Linked DNA regions of Mus musculus: region 2 is linked to region 1. The links are chromatin contacts, found by Hi-C or POLR2A ChIA-PET in ENCODE. All regions are on one chromosome and are shown on one strand. Each heading gives the region's core, a stretch centred on a gene start or an enhancer-like site at or near the end of the contact. The rest is flanking DNA. Distances are from core to core; before and after follow the strand shown. Region 1 holds the start of Haus6 (HAUS augmin-like complex, subunit 6). Region 2 holds the start of Plin2 (perilipin 2).

Region 1 (6,913 bases), core at 89-2,588:
TGCAGTTTTGACTATCAAAAACGACTTAATAGGAGTCCCAGTAAAAATGAGCTTAATAATCACAGATAAAATTTTAGGAATTCTTATAGGATCATCATGATGACTTAAGTCATCTATTTGTCTATATGGCATCACTACAAGACAATACATCTTCATGGATCTGCAGAGATCTGCTCCAAAGGGGTGTGCTACTACTTAGTGATTGTTATATATTTTTAATAATAACAGGAAAAGCAATATTAATAGCAGGAATCTTCCCTAAAATGAATTCCTTACAGCCTTGCTTAATAAGGGTGCACCTGTCGCAGGTCATCTAATAATCCGAAGTAGACCACTTCAGGATGATGCTTGTCCCATTATGACTCCTGACACTCAGCAGAGAGACAGACTTTGTTGTAGTTGTTATTCGAGATAGGGTTTCTCTGAATAGCTCTGGCTGTCCTGGAACTCACTCTGTAGACCAGGCTGGCCTGCAACTCAGAAATCCGCCTGTCTTCTCCTCCCAAGTGCTGCCCGGTGAGAGACAGATTTCTAGTACAGCAAGTTGAAGTATGGCTGGTGGTGCCTCCCACAAAGATGGAGAGCATTCCAGAATTAGGAATTCAGGGTCATCTTCCTTTGGGAAGGGAGTTCAAGGCCAGAGGAGGCTAAAAGAAATCTCGACTTGCAACCTCCACGACCAAAGAAACATTTGATAATAAAAATTTTGCCAAGCACTCTAGATGAGGTGATCAATGAACAACTCCATCGGCCCCTGTGACTCTTGCCCATTAATTCATATAGTAGGAAGGCAGGTACAGTCTTCGACGCCAGACTGCGCTACATAAAGTTAGAGCTACATAGCAAGATCCTGCCTTTTTGGTTTTGCTTTGTTTTATTTCGAGACAGGGTTTCTTTGTGTAGCTCTGGCTGTCCCGGAAATCAGTAGTGTTCTCGAACTAACAAAGTTCTTCTCCTCTGAGTACTGGGATTAAAGGAGTACACCGCTGCCTCCACCGGACAAGACCCTGTCTTAAAATAAAGGAAAAGATGATTTGTTTAGGGCCATACACCTGCATCACTCACTATAAGGAGCTACAATGTAGCTTTTACTGAACAGCAATCACAACCCGAGCAACAGAAACCTAAAACGCAAAGAATCCGGAACTAAGGCCGGGAGGGCTCTAGAAAACACCCGGTTTCCGGACCTTGGGGCAATTGGCTGGTCACGCAATGCTTTGTGGGTCTTATAGTTTCTCTCAGGGACTTCATGTGCCCGGAGACAGGGATGCATTGCATGGTGGGAGATTGAGTCCTCTTAGGAAGACCAGTCCCGGAAGTCGGGACTGCGCCTGCGCCTGCGCAGTGTAGTCTTCCGCAAGCGCGGGAGTCTTGGTTTGCGTGGAGCGCTGCAGTCACTGTCTGTTTTTCTGGGCGCGTTCGGCCTTTTGTGGTGGGATGGCTCTCGGAGAGGAGGCAGCGGGCGGCCGCCGCAGAGGGGTTGTCGTCACCCCGGGATGCCTGTAGGAGGGGTCCAAGGGTCCTCACGGCTTCGGTGCCTTCGTTTTCCTCCGTCACAGTCGCCCTGCCCGTGGAAAGCATGAGCTCGGCCCGGGACTCCGCTTTCGAGAAGCAGCATCTCTGGATGTACCTGCAGGCGCTGGGCTTGGATCCGAGCTCCAGCATCACGTTCGGCGGGAAGATGGTGCCGCACGCGCACCTTGGAGAGTAAGGAGATCTGGGGCGGTGGCGCGGTCCTTGGCGTCCAGTCACTGGCGGCAGAACCCTGTGGTGGGGGACTGGTCGTCACCAGTGTAAGGGATGCGGGTGCGGGACGCTTTAGAGGCGTGCTCTGCAGTTGAGGCACAACGGCGGGCCCGCTTAACCCTGCCTTCGTGGTCTGTAGTTGGTGGGAGGCGTCGGGGAACTATATATGCAAACATCTTATAAGTAGTTAACTGTGGGTTTAAACTTTGAATCCGAACTAAAACATGTTACAGCTAGCAAAAACATAATAATGTGTGGGAATGAAAATCAAAAGCCGATACCCTTTCCTTTGCCACTTCAGTTATGGTTGCGATCACAAAAAGAAATACTTTGTTTATATTTGTATACTTTAGACACGAGCTTCCGGTTTCAGGCCCCCTTTCCTCCTTATAATTTAATGGAAAGAATGATTCTATTATTACTATATCACCATCATCACCATTATTACTATTTTTTTTTTTCGAGACAGGGTTTCTCTGTATAGCCCTGGCTGTCCTGGAACTCACTTTGTAGACCAGGCTGGCCTTGAACTCAGAAATCCGTCTGCCTCTGCCTCCCAAGTGCTGGGATTAAAGGCGTGCGCCACCACCGCCCGGCTACTATTATTTTTATTTTGAGACAAAACCCCCCTCTCTGTAGTAATGGGAGGTGTGCTGGGATTTTAATTCCATCGCCTTGCTCCTCCAGATTGCTGTTTTGCTTGCTTGTATGTCTTGTGTGAGGTTGTCAGATCTTCTGGGACTGGAGTTACAGTTTAGATCTGCCATGTGGATTCTGGGAATTGAACCCGTGTCTTTTTGGAGGCGCAGACACTGTTAGTAACCTGAGACATCTCTCCAGTCTCAATGAATTTTGTCTTTTGTTTGATTTTTGTTTTTGTTTGTTTGTTTATTTTTCAAGACAAGGCTTCTGGACCTCTTTTTGTGGACAGGCTAGCCTTGAACTCAGATACCAGCCTGCCCTTGCCTCTTATGTGCTGGGGATTAAAACGTCCCACCAACCATCCCTAGTTAAATTAACTTTGTTTTGTTTTTTGATGCTTTAGACATTTTTATGCAACCTCAGTTAAGTAGGTATATGATAGTATGCAATCATTCACTTGTAGTAGGTTATACATGTTATTTTAAAGCAATTCCATGGCATACATGTAATTTTACTATTAGGGACGAAAGTAAATTTGCATACTAAAGGATGCTCCCCCATTTTTTTCCTTTGAGATGGATGATTATATACCATGGCCTCCAGCTCTGTTTGCCTCTCTTGCTTAAGTGTTGATATCATGTTAACTTTTGGTTGATGCATTTTCAGAAACTTTTGCTGCTGTTACATTTCAGCCCTCACATAACTATGCTACCAGAATAGGGTGATGAAGTTTCCAGAAACAGGGCTGGCTGGGCATGACGGTGCATGCCTTTAATCCCAGCACTCGGGAGGCAGAGGCAGGTGGATTTCTGAGTTCAAGGCTAGCCTGGTCTACAGAGTGAGTTCCAGGACAGCCAGGGCTACAGAGAAACTCTGTCTCGAAAAGAAAAGGAAAGAAAAGAAAAGAAAAGAAAAGAAAAGAAAAGAAAAGAAAAAAGAAACCGGGCTGGAGACAGTTTCTGTTATGTTCCTCATGTTCCTCACCAAGGACAAGAATAATCTGGGGATAGATCCGTCATCTGTTGCCCCCATCTATTTAATTGTTATCTTTTTGTTTTTCTTCAATTTTTGTTTTTTTTTTTTTTTTTCCAAGACAGGGTCTCACTATTTAGCTCTCTGGCTGTCCTGGAATGCATTATGTAGACTGGGTTGGCTTCAGACTCATGAGAGATCCATTTGCCTCTGTTTCCTAGGTACTGGGACTAAAGGCATGAGACTCTGCTCCCAGCTGGTCTTGTGCTTGTGATAATCCTCTTGCCTTGGCTTCTGGAGTGCTGGGATTGATTGCAGGAGTGTGCCATTGTGCCTGCATGTATTTTGTCAGTATAATTTCAGTTCTAATGGTTGTGTTAATGCACCTAGGTATCTTATTTTTAATCTCTCTCTCTCTCTCTCTCTCTCTTTCTTTCCTTCCTTTTTTCTTTCTTCCTTTCTTCCTTTCTTTCTCTTCCTCCTCCTTTTTCCTCCTCATCTTCCCCTTCCTCCTCCTCTTCCTTCTTTTTCCTCTTCCTCCTTCTTTTTCTTCCTTTTTTTTTTTTTCTTTTTTGGAGAAAAAGGTTTTAATATCTCAGGCTGGTCTCAAACTCCAGATATGACCTTAATCTCCTAATCCTTCTGCCTCCACCTCCAAGTGTCAGGTGTGGTAGAAGTATGTACCACCATTCCCAGTTATTCATCTGTTTCTTAGTTTTTGTTTCATTTATTGTCTGTGAGTGTGCAAGTGCGAGCCACAGCAAGTGTGTGCAGGTCAAAGGACAATGTGTAGTTAGACGATTTATTTACTTGAGTTTGGGAATAGAATTCAGATCTTCAGGCTTGCATTTCTGGGAGGCAAGTTCCTTTCCTTAGGTGTCTCATCTATTCTTGATTTCTCTCAATATTTGTGTGGAGTCAAGTCTTTCCTGCCACCATGTGGGTGTCCCAGGGATGGAACTCAGGTAGTAAGGCTTAGTGGCAAGCACCTTTACCTGCTGAGCCACCTAGAACAGACTTCTAACCAAAGCACTACATATGCTAATAGTAGTAACTACTAGACAATTACCAAATCAAACTTAACTATAACTTTGAGGGTGAATATCATATCATGTTTACTTAAAAACAACAAATTCTGTTCACATCTGTGGCAGACTTTTTGTTTGTAATTCTATGAGTTTATAGTTTATATGGGCATATGTTAACTTCTGTTCTTATAAATTGTTTCAGTCCAAGGAATTTGTCTTAAAGACTGCATTTTGAAAGTCTCGTTAGTTTTGTTAGGGAGTGGACTAGAGGGGAAGGAGACCTGCATAGCTATCCACACCACCGTAAATTAGCAGTGGGAAGGAAAGGGGAGTTGGAGGTGGTATATGTGTTCATTCAACACTTGTTGAATATACACCTGACCTGGGATATTTTGGGGAGGAGGCAGTTTTTCTAGCTTCTAGATTGAAGCTTTGTATGTATAGCTGAGGACAATCAAATTATTAAAATATATCTTAAGAAAATAGTATAGTACTTAAAGAAGAATTTGCTGTCTGTAAAAGGTCTAAAATGTTACCCAATATATATCAAGTTCTCCAAAAATGTTAGCTTTTGTTACTACTACTATGTAAATGCCATCAGAGGGTGTATTCTCTGCAAGTTAATTAGCTTTCCGTCCCTCTCTGTTTAATGTTCATAGCAATAAAGCAAAGGCTAGTTTTTTATTTGGATCTCTGTTTTCACAAACAAAAACAAAAGCTTGTATGCTTGTCTTCCCCCCCCCCCTTCATTATTTACTCACTTTACATCTCTATTGCCGTTCCCTCCCTCACTAACAAGTCCCTCCCCGCTTGTATGCTTTTCAGTTGTGTATAAAATGTACCTAAATGAGAAAAAATAATTTGCCTTGACCTCTTGAGAATGAAAAATACCAGTGTGAGTGAACTCGTTGGTAGTTATGATACTGTAGGGCTTTAGTGCAATATCTAGGCAGTTTTTGAGGCTGAATAGCTTTATTAATCATTTTTCTTTGCTTTTTCACTTTAAACCACTAGGAATATGTTTGACAAACTGAACCGTGATGCCTTTCATATAGTTTCTTATTTTTTGTTTAAAACATTGGATGAGGCTCTTGCCAAAGAAGTTTTCAGGTAAGAAAAAATTATTTCATTTTCTTCTTTTAGTCATTCTCAGATTTGAAATTGACTCTTATTCCCCCCCGACCCCCACCCCTAAGACAGGGTTTCTCTGTGTAGCACAGGCTGTTTGTCCTGGAAGTCACTCTGTAGACTAGGCTGGCTTTGAACTCAGAGATCCACATGCCCCTGCCTCTGAGTGCTGGCATCAAAGGTGCATACCACAGCCGGCTGGCCATTAACTTGTTTAGAGTGGGTGTACCCTTAGAAATTGGAGTGCTTAAGCTTTATATAGCTGGGTGAGGGTTTGGGTGCTTATTTTAAAAAATTGTATATTTCATAAATAACGTAGATTTTGTTCTTTAAAATTGATCTGCTATTCTTTATGGTCTTCTTCTGATGTGAGGATTGAGACAGGGTTTTACTATGTCTGGCTAGCGTGGAGCTCAGTATGTATAATACATACACCAGACTGGTCTCTGCCTGTAGTGCTGGGATTATAGATTCATGGTCTTAAATAGGTCTAAAAATTAATGGATTGATATATACTTATTTTTTTCCTCTATAAAGCTTTTTATTTTGGGAGCACTGGAGAGATAGATGGCTATGATTAAGATCACAGGCTGTTCTTCCAGAGGACCTGGGCTTTACAACCATCTGTATGTAACTGTAATCCTATCAAAAAGAGTAGCACTCCCTGGTGACTAACATTCAAATATGGGCCCGTGGGGGCATTGTTATTCAAAACACCAGAAGGGGTTTCAGATTTTCCTGATGTTTTTTCCTGATTAAAAGCATCATGGCATTCTGTGTTTTAGATAATGTGAAGACAGAAGCAAGCATCATTCCTAAACCCACTAAATCGAGAACTTAACTTTACATTCTAGCCTTTAGTCCTGTTTTCTGTAAATGTATTGTTTTTCTTCCTTGTCTACTAGGGATTGAATTTACCCTATGTATTTCTTTCTTTCTTTGTTTTTATGAATGAATGAATGAATTAATTAATTATATGTAAGTACAGTGTAGCTGTCTTCAGACACTCCAGAAGAGGGAGTCAGATTTCATTATGGATGGTTGTGAGCCACCATGTGGTTGCTGCAATTTGAACTCAGGACCCTTGGAAGAGCAGTCAATGCTCTTATCCGCTGAGCCACCTCTCCACTCCTACCCTCTGTATTCTAAAGTACAAACAAAGTGATTCTTTTTTGATAGATAGGGGCTCTCTATGTAGCCTGGTTGACCTGGAACTCTCAGAGATACTCCTGCCTCTTCCTCCTTACTTCAGGGATTAAAGGTATACACGCACCATCATATTGTTCTCAACACTTGACTCTTTAAATAAGTACACCTTAGTAAATAAGTGTCCAAAAAATTATTGAGGAAGTAATAGGGAAATTGTAAAGGTCCCCCCCCCCCCCTTTTTTTTCCCC
Region 2 (6,902 bases), core at 743-3,242, 58 kb before region 1:
AGAGGAAGTGACTCACTGGCTTGAAATGTAAAAAAGAGGCCTTTTGTAGGTGAAAGGGCAAAGAAAGAGGTCATGTTGGAGAGCCGTCATTAGAATGTGGGGGAGGGGAGTAACAAGCGGTGGACAGATCAAATATTTGCTTAGAGCAGTGGTTCTCAACCTTCCTATTGCTGTCACCCTTTAAAACAGCTGTGGTGACCTCCAACTGTATCATTATTTTGTTGCTACTTCTTAGCTGTAATTTTGCTACTGTTATGAACCGAAATGTAAATATCTGCTATGCAGATAGTCTTAGGCGGCCCCTGTGAAAGGGTTGTTAGACTCCTGAGCCATGACCCACAGGTTGAGAACCTCTGACTTAGAATAATACCAAAAAATAAAATTAAATTTAAAAAAAGGATGTAGTTGATTGTTCTCATTTTTACATCATCATCACTATCAGAAGGAGAATTGTGGGGTGGTTTGGTTTGGTTTGGTTTGGTGGGGTCAGTGTCTTGCTGTGTAGCCTGCCTGGTTTGGTATTCACTATGTAGCTCAACCTAGTCTCAAACCTGTAATCCTCCTGTCTCAGTCTCCTGAGTGCTTTGGCTCACAATCAGCTAAACTTCAGCTCCTAGCAATCCAATGTCCTTTTCTAAAAGGTCTCAGATGACATCTGCACAGATGTGGCATACATACATACATACATACATACATACATACATACATGCATACGCATGTAAAACACAATCTTTAATAAAAACATCCAGAGCATCTTTGGACTTCCAGACATTTCTTCTTTTTCTTTTTCCTTTATAATTATACGGTGGTGTCTTCCAGTGCCTGCAATGGATTGATTCAGGCACACATATTAATGAAGCCAGTTTGGCTCTTTGGACCTTTGAAAAAGTAAGCAGCGCTTGTGTGTATGCAACTTTGGGGAAATGATTGACGTGGAGGTGAGTGCTGCCCAGAGTTCAAATTCCATAGCTCCAAAGGCACCTTCCACAAGCCCCGGTTAGTAGGGCCCAGCACTGTTGCTGTTGCTCTTATTACATATTCTGGTGACAGGGGATCTATGTAGCTAGGGCACAAGAGCTTCCTTCCTATCTTCAACTGTTCCTTCTAGTTTCCCTTGCAAGGAACTAGAAGGCCTGCACCTGTATCTTTTTCCAGGAAAGAAATTCCCTGAACCCTTATGACTCCAGATGGCTGTACAACTTTCAAGATCAAATAACCCAGTTCACGTCCCTGCCCTCTCGACAAGGATTAAAAAATGATTCAGACCACTTAAAAATATTGCATAAGTCACGATAAAGTTGGCCATCTTCCTTAGTTGTTGGCTGATATCACTAAGGAGCAATTTGGAATTGTTTTACTAAAGAAAACACAGAAGAGAGGCTCAAGCTTTGCTTGTGGAAATTCAGATCAACCTTTTAATTAGAAGCTTTTGATAAGTTGTCTCTCTTTGAGAACGGTATTTTTTCTGGCCTAGAACTCACAACAATCCTCCTGCCGCAATTTCCCTAGTGCTGGCTGGGGATTACAGACCAGAGCCGCCACATCCCATGGATGAATTGTTTACATCCATAGAGCAGTAAACCAGAAGTCCCTACAGGTCATTAACGTGTTGGAATTCCACACATCTTTGTAACTTTCTTGACTTAAAGTAAAAGGTTAGAACCCGAACTTCCAGTTTTGAAGTGGTCTTTTCTGAAGACTCTGGTTAATTTGTCTGCATTTTCCAAAACCCCAAGACGCCCTGCATCTTTGCAATGCAGCTTTCAGGACCCCTGACCTAAGTCAGACAGCAGAAGGCCTCGCCCCGGCTGGCTCCTGCTCTTCTTGTACTGATCTGGGATCTCAGGGCACTGGGCTCAGGAAACCAAGGAGGCCCCCGATATTGTGGCACCAGGTTGGGGTTCCCACGCCCTCATCCCCAATGAGTGGCCCCAGAGTCCCAGTCCAGCCCAGCACAGGGTTCAGCGGCCCCAGGCAGCTGGGCTATCACGTGGCTCGGAGGCTTGGGCGGGGCAGTCAAGCGATATTTTAACAGTCGTTCTGGCCGCTTTGCTGTGTGGTGATCTGGACCGTGCGGACTTGCTCGTCCCTCAGCTCTCCTGTTAGGTAGGTCCTGCACCAGATCTGGCCCTCAGGCCGCTGCTGCTCTGCCTGCACTGGGCTCGGAACTGCAGCAATGGGTCGGTGGGGGAGGAGGGGGGAGGGAGCAGCCCCGGGCTGGTTGGGAAAGCTCTCGCTTTTGTTCTAGAGTTTTCCTTTCTGTTTGCACGTCCTTCTGTGGTAGAGCAACTTGCATTTGTCCGGTCGAGGTTTTATTTAAATGGAAACACCTCACAGAAGAACTTATAAGGTGCATAGTGAGAATTGTCTGGGTTTCCTTTAGTGTCCCACTAGGCAGCACTGGCTGCCCGCAGGCTCTCTATGGTCCAAGCTGGGCTGAAACTCTTGCTCCTCCTCTGCCTCAGCCCCACCTCACCCTTGGAAAACGGAAGGAGATATTTTATGGGCTGCTCCTTGGTATAGATACTGCTCGAAGCTTCTGCTTTCTGGACAGTTCTTCCTAAGGAACTGGGACTTTGGATTGGAGGCAGAGCAGTCTAGACAGGTTCTGTTGCTGGGCAGAAGGCAGTTTCATGTGGGTGTGGGTCACTGGGGATAGGAGATTTTACAGTTCCCTGGAGTGACTTTCTTGAGCTCAGTCAGCATTAAGGCAGCCACTGCTGGTTTCAATCTTGTTCACAAGAGTGGTAAACACCCTCAAGTATCAGTTTGATAGTCCTGATGCTGAGAGCCCGGCATGGTGGCCTGTACCTAATACCAACACTAGTGAAGTAGAGTAGAGAGAGTCAGCCTGGGCTTTAGACAGGCAGAGACTAAGTATAGCAAGGGCCATCTTTAATTCTAGCACTTGGGAGGCAAAGGCAGGTAGGTCTGGTGAGTTCCAGGCCAACCTGGCTAGCCAGGACTGTTACAAAGAGAAATACTGTCTCAGAAAGCCTACAGAAATAAATCCATTAACTAATTAAGGGCAGGTGTTTGGGGGAATCTAAGATGTCTTCTGTTTAAATGGAATTTTCTGCCTTTTGGGTTAGCATTTTTGAGAACAGGCATTTCAGAGGCATTTCTAGTGTCCCATTTAAGAGACAGGACAATGACTACTCTTTCCTATTGAAAGTGTGTAAACAGCCCTGGAGCCTCCAGTCAGGTTGTTGGCCTTGAAAAGGGCTCTGAACTAGAGGGGTGGGGTTGGGGAACTGAAACTGTCTATGCTGGAATTGTGGGCCTGCCTAGGTTGGGACAGGAATTGGTCCTCAATGTTCTGAAACCAGTTTCTTTTCTCTCCAGGCGTCTCTTTTCTCCAGGAGGAAAAAATGGCAGCAGCAGTAGTGGATCCGCAACAGGTATGATTTTTTTTAAGTATTCGTTTCTTGGTCCTTTTTCCTTTCTTGTGATTTGAGTCATTACTATCCACTCCTCCGTGTTTGCAGAGCGTGGTGATGAGAGTGGCCAACCTGCCCTTGGTGAGCTCTACCTACGACCTTGTGTCCTCCGCTTATGTCAGTACAAAGGATCAGTACCCGTATTTGAGATCCGTGTGTGAGATGGCCGAGAAGGGCGTGAAGACCGTGACCTCTGCGGCCATGACAAGTGCCCTGCCCATCATCCAGAAGCTGGAGCCACAAAGTGAGTCTAGATTCTGCGGTCAACACTGAGCCCAAGGGACTGGGTAGGGTGAGTGCTAAGTCACACCAGGGATCCCCCAGGCCTTCCTGAAGCACAATCCCTCCTCTACCCAGAAACTGTCTGCTGACCTTCCTTCACACGGATGGGCTCTTCACAGCCATACCGGTGCTCACTCTTATTACTCTAATAGAAACTTCCCAGCCAGGCGTGGTGCTCACACCCCAGCACTTTGAAGGGAGGTGAAGAGGTGTCAGTTGAAGGCAGACCATGGCTACATAGTGAACTGCAGGCTGCCTGGGCTGTATGAGACAGTGTCTCAAAAAGGAAAAACAAACAAACAAACAAACAAACAACAACAACAACCCTATACTCGAGGGTGTGTGCCGTTAGTCCAATTAGGCAGGCAGATCTTTGTGTTCAAGCCCACTTTAGTCTACCTAACAAAATCCAGGCTAGTCAGAGCTATATAGTGAGAACGTGTCTCAAGACAAGACAACAAACCAAAAAGAAAAGAAAAAGTAAATTTCCAAAACACTTTTGTGTTAATAACTGAAATTACAAAGGCATCATCCAAGGGGGTTTCCTGAGTTAGCTTTCTCATACAGCGTGTGCAGATTGAAAAAACAAAATTTGATTACATTTGTGTTTACATTTTGTGTCTGCATGTGTGTATGCATTTGTGTGTAGATGCATGCCGTGCCAATGCTCAGAGAATACCAGATCTAATTCAGGTCCTCAGGCTGGGTATTGAGCTCCCTTACCACTGAATTAGCTCCCCGCCCAAACTTTTCTTTTTTTTCTTTTTTCTTTTTTAGATTTAATTATTTATTATAGGAGTGTACTGGCTAGTTTTGTGTCAACTTGACACAGCTGGGGTTATCACAGAGAAAGGAGCTTCAGTTGAGGAAATGCCTCCATGAGATCCAACTCTAAGGCATTTTCTCAATTAGTGATCAAGGGTGAAAGGCCCCTTGTGGGTGGGACCATCTCTGGGCTGATAGTCTTGGGTTCTATAAGAGAGCAGGCTGAGCAAGCCAGGGGAAGCAAGCCAGTAAGGAACATCCCTCCATGGCCTCTGCATCAGCTCCTGCTTCCTGACCCGCTTGAGTTCCAGTCCTGGCTTCCTTGGTGATGAACAGCAGTATGGATGTGTAAGCCGAATAAACCCTTTCCTCCCCAACTTGTTTCTTGGTCATGATTTTTGTGCAGGAATAGAAACCCTGACTAAGACAAGGAGCATACTGTAGCTGTCTTCAGACACTCAAGAAGTGGGAGTCAGATCTCATTACAGATGGTTGTGAGCCACCATGTGGTTGCTGGGAATTGAACTCAGGCCCTTCGGAAGAGCAGTCAGTGCTCTTAACCACTGAGCCATCTCTCCAGCCCCCAAACTTTTCTTTTTGAGACAAGGTTGCGCATTGTAGCTCATGCTGGCCTGACCCGCAAACTCACTATGTAACTTTGTCCTCAGGGATATCCCCCTGGCTTAGCCTCTCAAATGGCTAGGATTACAGACCTAAGCCAACGTGCCTGGCTTATACAGTACTGGGGATAGAACTTTGCTGATCTACATCATCAGCCTAAAACTTTTAATTTAATTTTATTTTTCTTTTGTTCCCCCTCTCAACCCCCTCAAAACTTTTAATTTTTAATATTAACATTATTGAGATAAGAAAACGCATTGTACAGTTAATCTACTTATGTTAAAAATGGCTATACCTCACTGGAAGGGTGCTTTCCTGGCATGTATGAGACCCTGGATTCAATCCCCAGAACTGCAAACAGTGAGAACAAGCTCGTTTTCAGGAGTAGTCAGGCCCACTTCCTTCCATCCCCTCAGGTTGCTCTTTAACCTATTTTTATATAAGATAATTTCTGGCCTTTGGTACAATCAGAGTCATAAAATAAGATCTTCTGCAACAGGCTTCTTTTACTTAGCATAGAGGTTTTCAGGATTTCTCCGTGACACAGCATTGTATGTACTTCATAGCCACACAGATGCTCATGTTATATCTGTATTTAATTCCTTTTTATGGAGGAATAATATCACATAGTGTGGGTAGAACATATTTGTCTTAGGGCTACTATTGCTGTGATGAGACATCATAAATCCAAAAGCAATTGGAGGAGCAAAAGCTTTATTTGGCTTACATATTCTGAATCATACATAGTCCATTAAGGGAAGCCAAGACAGGAACTCAAACTGGTAGGAACCTGGAGGCAGAAGCTGACTCTGAGGCCATGGGAGAGTGCTGCTTAACTGGCTTGATTCTCATGGCTTGCTCGGCTTGCTTATAGAACCCAGGACCACGTCAGGGGTGGCCCTACCCATATTGGGCTGGACACTCCCTCATCAATCACTAATTAAGAAAATGCCTCCTGGTTTGTGCTATCTTTTGGAGACAGTTTCTCTGTTGAGATTCCCGCCTGTCTGATGTCTCTAGCTGTGTTAAGTTGACATAAAAACTAGCTAGACAGTGCGCCTCCCACTGTGTGTGTGTATGTGTGTGTCTGTGAGTTTCTCTGTGTGTAGGCATGTGGAGGTGTTGGATTGATGCCAGGAACCTCCCTGAATCACCCTTTGAGGCAGAATCTCGCAATCAAACACCAGAGCTCACTGCCATGGCTCCTCAGGCTAGCCAGGCTGCTCCTCAGATGTTCAGTTAAAGCAGAGGCCATGGTAACAGAGGACTTGTAGTCCACATTATGTGGATTCTGGGGCTCTGAATGCTGGTTCTCACTGGTTCTCAAGCTTTTGTGCTTGAGACACTTTTAACCACCAAGCTGTCTCTCCAGCCCCAACAATTGATCGGTTCATCAACTGATGGACATTTAGGTAGTGTCTACCTTAGGAAGATGAATGGTGCTTCTGTGGACATATGTATGTTCACCCCAAGTTTTGGGCGTAGTATTTTCAGTCTCCTTCGTATGTACTTAGGAGTAGAACTGCTGGGTCTTTAATAACTGCATTTAAATTTCAGAGGGACTTGGGATTGGAGAGAGGTGACGGAGGGTTAAGAGCACTGGCTGCTCTTCCAAATAACCTGGGTGAGATTGCCACCACCCACATGGTCCTTACAACTATCTGTAACTCCAACTCCAGGGGACCCAATGGCTTCTTTGGTCTCCCACAGACACCAGGCTTGTACACTTGGTACACAGACATACATGCAAGCAAAACACCCAACCGTACACATTCAAATGTTTTTCTTCAATTT

What was found. Hi-C counts contacts between places; a loop is a spot of excess contacts on that map. ChIA-PET counts read pairs that join two places held with the same protein, here RNA polymerase II (POLR2A).
Region 2: POLR2A ChIA-PET joins it to region 1 with 10 read pairs in embryonic stem cell. The contact joins the promoter of Plin2 here to the promoter of Haus6 in region 1. A Hi-C loop is called at or near these places in 4 of 37 maps with a recorded cell type or tissue (Patski, T-helper 17 cell and regulatory T cell). POLR2A ChIA-PET finds 5 or more read pairs at or near these places in 4 of 5 experiments (Patski and embryonic stem cell).

The regions. Positions count from the first base shown.
Region 1 is chr4:86,606,480-86,613,392 of GRCm38, reverse strand. Haus6 (HAUS augmin-like complex, subunit 6) reads left to right here and starts at 1,338. Exons shown (of 17, transcript NM_173400.3): 1 at 1,338-1,707; 2 at 5,403-5,498. The coding sequence starts at 1,580.
Region 2 is chr4:86,665,149-86,672,050 of GRCm38, reverse strand. It overlaps Plin2 (perilipin 2), which reads left to right and starts at 1,992. Exons shown (of 8, transcript NM_007408.3): 1 at 1,992-2,106; 2 at 3,346-3,401; 3 at 3,489-3,684. The coding sequence starts at 3,372.